2 separate regions of the Homo sapiens genome follow, and region 1 is linked to region 2. Evidence: chromatin loops called from intact Hi-C (ENCODE). Cell type or tissue: IMR-90. All regions are shown on one strand. Region 1 overlaps GRIK2 (glutamate ionotropic receptor kainate type subunit 2). Region 2 overlaps GRIK2 (glutamate ionotropic receptor kainate type subunit 2).

The links. A loop is a pair of places that touch in the nucleus more often than their neighbours do. Peaks named below come from ENCODE experiments on the same cell type or tissue, not always from the same donor. Only the 100,000 strongest peaks of a DNase experiment are listed, where the experiment ranks them.
Region 1: a loop joins it to region 2, with 5 times the contacts of the local background. A loop is called at or near these places in 1 of 110 quality-filtered maps.

Annotation. Positions count from the first base shown.
Region 1 is chr6:101,538,732-101,541,231 of GRCh38, reverse strand. All of the region lies in intron 2 of GRIK2 (glutamate ionotropic receptor kainate type subunit 2), which reads right to left. Among named protein-coding and RNA genes, the nearest start is that of GRIK2, 150 kb to the right of the region's middle. In IMR-90, no CTCF peak of the experiment used is centred here; a DNase peak (open chromatin) is centred at 1,501; H3K27ac peaks cover 360 bases.
Region 2 is chr6:101,399,590-101,402,089 of GRCh38, reverse strand. All of the region lies in intron 2 of GRIK2 (glutamate ionotropic receptor kainate type subunit 2), which reads right to left. Among named protein-coding and RNA genes, the nearest start is that of GRIK2, 7.1 kb to the right of the region's middle. In IMR-90, no CTCF peak of the experiment used is centred here; no DNase peak of the experiment used is centred here; H3K4me3 peaks cover 1,424 bases; H3K27ac peaks cover 64 bases.

The DNA of each region.
Region 1 (2,500 bases), 140 kb before region 2:
TTCTCCTCTCCTACCAACTTCCTTTCTAATTCACTGCTTTGGCCACAGAAGTGTTATGACTTAATTTAAATCAATTGGTTTTCCATGGAAATTTGAATACTGAACACAGACATGTAGCAATAGAAGTGTTTTAAAACTGAGACATCTACAAATAGTCTGCAAATTCTACTACTGAGATTCAGGGCTGCCATGATTCCCATCTTTCCTCAAGACTTGATTTCCATTTTTCATTAAATTTTGCAAACTACAGATATCCTCCCCCCAGATCTATTATTCTTGCTTGCACTACTTAAATTGGTCTTAAAATTCTGGTGTATTAATGGCTCTAATATATCATGTAAAGTATCAAGACTACTCCCATGCATTAGCCCAGAAAAACAGATGTTCTGAGCCTAATTCTTTATGGAAACCTTACTTAAGCAAAAATCCAAGGTCAATATAATTACATTATATCTGTAAATCAAGGAAATTTAAATTAGAAAGAACTTTCAGGCAAGGTCATCCAGTCTCTTATTCACAGTTTTAGAAAACATCTTATAACTAGAACTGCTTGAATATACCCACTAGTGAGCAATTCAAACTGCACAAGACTGTAGTTTCATATTTGTATGCTTCTAGTTATCAGAAAGACCTGACATTTAAAGTTTGCTTCCTCATACATTTTTATCTAACTTTCCTTTTTTTAATTTTTCATTTTTGTGGATACACAGTAGGTGTATAAATGCAGTACATGAGATGTTTTGATTCAGGCATGTGAGGTGAAATAATCACATCATGGAGAATGGGATATCCATTTCCTCAATCATTTATGCTTTGTGTTACAAACAGTCCAAATACACAATTTTAGTTATTTTTAAAAGTATAAATTATCATTGACTATGGGCACCCTATTGTGCCATCAAGTACTAGGTCTTATAATGTTTATGTAGCTTTTCAATGAAAATTATGTTCTTTGCCATGTCCTACAAAGATCTAAACTTAAACTGACACTGGCACTATCAAGCAGTCTTTTTATATGCACCAAAGTAAATTGTCAGAATAAACTCAAAATTCTATAAGATGGAGTTGCAAAAGAATGTATATCTTCATAAACCACAGCTTTGACCACAGAGAAAAATAACTATTTCTGAATGAATATCTAAAAATCAGGTGAAAAAAATGCCAAGAAGTGCTGACCTTTCATGGCAAGCTGCCAAGAAATATTACTTTATTGGCAGGTGGAACAAATTCAAAGGCCAAATATCAATGGATGCACACTTATTCTCCAATTTTTAATATGAATCGATGAATCTTAAAGAACTTATGAGATAATGTAGCTAAAGCCCTATCAACTTGCTGCGACAAAACTGAGGCATGAGAAGAAACTTCTAAATAAAGTTGCTGCCACTTTTTGAAAATTCAGAGCTCGAAGGTAAAATTTCTGGTATGTTAAAATTAAAAAAAAATCCTACAGCCAAAACAAAATTTTTTTCATGTACGAACATGACTTAGGACCTTGAGAATTGTGTTTATGACTCAGCCATGTAGAATCCAAAGTATGAAACACAAAAAATAATGTACTTAGAGATGTCATGTTAGCAAAGAAAATAAAAGATAAAAGAAGGCCCACTAGAAACCTACATGAAGAAATGTAGATAATGTAGATTGTCTGTTACTTACTACTACTATCCCTCCTAGGCAGATGACTTTATTGCAAATATCCAAACTGTTAACTTTAAAACTTTAGGCAATTAATCTGAGATGACACTTTATAGTTGATATAAATACTCAATTTTCTGATTTCATCATGTAAAACTTTAAAATAAAAGCCTTCAAGTATTCAGATTACTTCCTTTCTTCCATTTCCATGATGGCTTTATTAACATTTTGGAATTTGGAGTTTAGATTACAGTACTTTATATTTGTTGGATATTCCTATCGGGGATGTCTTTTCACCAAATATTTATGTTTCTGCTATGTATGGTTGCTATTACAATCTGGTAGTTATAAGTTTTCAAAGAACTAAATAAAACTGAAAGGTAAAATTTGCTATCTACAACAGAAGTGAACTGGCCTTCAGAAGCTTTTATTTTTATTTTAAGAGTCTGTGTTAATCATTATCTAACTAATGGTATGAAGTGACAGTTCAATTTCTTTGCCTCTAAGTAATGATTATTTGTTGATTGATTCAATATTCTTTGATTTGCTAGATGAACCCTGAAATTCTCTTTTTTTTTCAACATGCCAGATTTTTCCTTTGTGTGGTACTATATCTGACACGTTCAAATTATAATAATAACACATTTATCAACAAGTTAGCAATCTAGCATTCACTACCACATAAAATTTGGTTGGAATTCTAAGCTGACAAAGGAGGTCTCTGGATAAATTTCACAAAACATTCATCAAGGCAACAACATTTTAATTATCAGAAAAATCTCAGATATTTATTCGGAACCCATTTGTCCTTGTTCTACAGACATTTCTAACACAGTCACATATTCACAAATGGTAATTAAAT
Region 2 (2,500 bases):
GACGCTGGGTCGAATCACAGTCCTAGCGGGAGCAAGGGGAAGGATAACACAGAGCCTTAACTAGCGGGGAAGGGGGGCTGGGGTGGCCGCCTGGGCGGGCTCCGCCGTTGCCATAGCGCCGCGGCGGAGGCGCCTGGCGGCTGCCGGCGCCTAGCCACGCCAAGGGTGGGGGATGGAAGGGACACTGGATGCTGCCTCCCCAGCAGAGGCGGCGGGTCTCTCCACCACTGGGGCAGCTGCGCCACGTGCAACTCCAAGCTCTTCCCTTCCAAGGCACGGGTCCAGGGCATGAGGCACTGGCTGGACTTTTGAGCCAAAGTTGAAAATAACCATTCTCAAGAGTGGCTTATACGTGCTCAACCAACCATCCAATCCACTCAGAACGTGTTTATCCCAGAAGAAAATAAAACTCCCACCATTACATCAAAATAGCCCCAACAGGGAAATGTTCCAGTAACAATGTACACAGTCCTTCTTCCCCACAACTTAGGTCAGAAATCAGAAGAAATGCATCTCCACGTGGAAGATGTTTTAAGTTAACGTAGAAAACAGCAGGTTATCTAGAAGCTGGACTGTTGGTTTAGGGTTGTCAAGGGACTAGTGTGGAGATCTTTGCCTACTACCGTATTTCTTAAAGACATTTTTAGTAAGCATTGGTCTAAGAAAGCTTGTTTGTGTGTGTGTATGTGTGTGCGTGTGTGTGCGTGTGTGTGAGAGAGAGAGCTCTTTTGGAAAGCTGCTACGCACTCTGCTACAGTCGCCAAGATTTTTAATATGAAGATATGAAATGATCAGCGAGTGTAACAATCTAGTGATTCAGCAAATATTGTGCTGCAAGACCAGAGCGGCAATAATTAAATCCTTAGAGTATTGGTGGCAGTTTTCCGGCTCCAAGTCTTCTTTTTTCCATCTAGTCGGCAAACACACTTAGTAACGCACACTCATTCACAAACACACTTCAGAATTCTTCAGGATTCCACATAATTAGGATGAAATACTCGAAATATTGGGCAAACTACCATACTGTAGCACTTACCATATTTGAAGCCTAACTGCTGAAAACACACACACAAAAAACACACATGCACACACACGCGTGTGCGTACACACACATTTCCAATGGTATACGGACCTGTTTAATCCTGTCCACAGAAACAATCATTCCTGTGGATGCTTGTTGCTAAGAGCAACGTGCTTAAGTACCATCTAAAGGCATGAAAAAAGCATGAAAACTACTACAGTGGGAATCCAGCTATAACCCAGTGCCTCTTTTATCATCAGCAGGCTTTTTGACTGTGGGCATCTATGTGTATGTGTGGTCGGTGAGGTTCCCTTTTTGAATGTATGTGAAACATCCCTACCTTTGTTCTACAAAGCCTAGGAGAGATGGTGAATTTTATCATTGGGGGGATAAAACACACACATGGTAAAATGGAAAGACAGGAGATGCTGTTGGCATGATAGAAGATGCAGGCAATCACTCTTCAGTTTAAATTTGACCGAGTGACTTAATGTGTCTGCTTTTATCTCAAAGACAGATGCTCAGGATTACATGGTGTCCTGCACTCTTTGGTCTGAATCCACTTGAACTGTCAGAGGAAGTGCCTACAATGGGAGCATTTATCCTGTTGGCTTTCTCCTTTCTTCCTCTTATCTGCTTTAGGGAACTTTCCCTGACTAGTTCTGCTCCTACTAAAACTCCTTTGGCCATCCAGAGAACCTGAGCATCGCCCACGCTTCATTTTCTCCAAGCAATCACTCTGACCCTCTGACCAGGGTTTCCACTGGAATCCCACGTTTAGATTTTCCTTCAAGCTCCAAAGAAACCCTGATTCTTAGAAAAGCAATACATTTCCATAAAAAAATGTAACTACCTAACGTCTTTCGTCTTGCCAAAGTGAAAGATGCAGACTTAGTCAACCCTCCTTAAACAACTACTCTTCCCCACCGCCCCAGATACTATCCTTCATTAATTAGTCCATAACGTCCAGAAAGCTGTGAGAGGGGGACTCAGCAAGTTAAAAACAAACAAAATGCCGTTCTAATTTTGACGCTATTTCGTTCCAGCTAAGTAGCAGCCTCCCTGTGTTAAGTAGAACCTCGAATCTTAGAACATTTTTTAAAGCTCTGCATCCCAGTAAGGGCACCAGGGACTGGAAAAGCGGTGAAAACAATCGAAAAGGCTCTCTGGAAAAAGAAATCAAAAGGGTTAGTACCTTTCATTTGCACGTGAGAACTGCCCTGGTCACTGGCGGAAGCGGACAGGCGCAACTCGCCAAAGAGTTACCAGGTGTTAACTCACCAGCCCCGCAAGCTGAGAGGCGTGCAGCCCCGGCGCGCACTTTTGCGCGGACCGCGCACCCCTCCAAGCTCGCAGGGCGCCGGGGGAGACAGGCGGGAGTGGCGGCTGACCGTGCCTCCATCGTCATCATCATCTCCGTGGCAAGCTACTGTGGGGAGGTAATGCAGAGACCACTACCACACATTGGCCCTCCCTTCA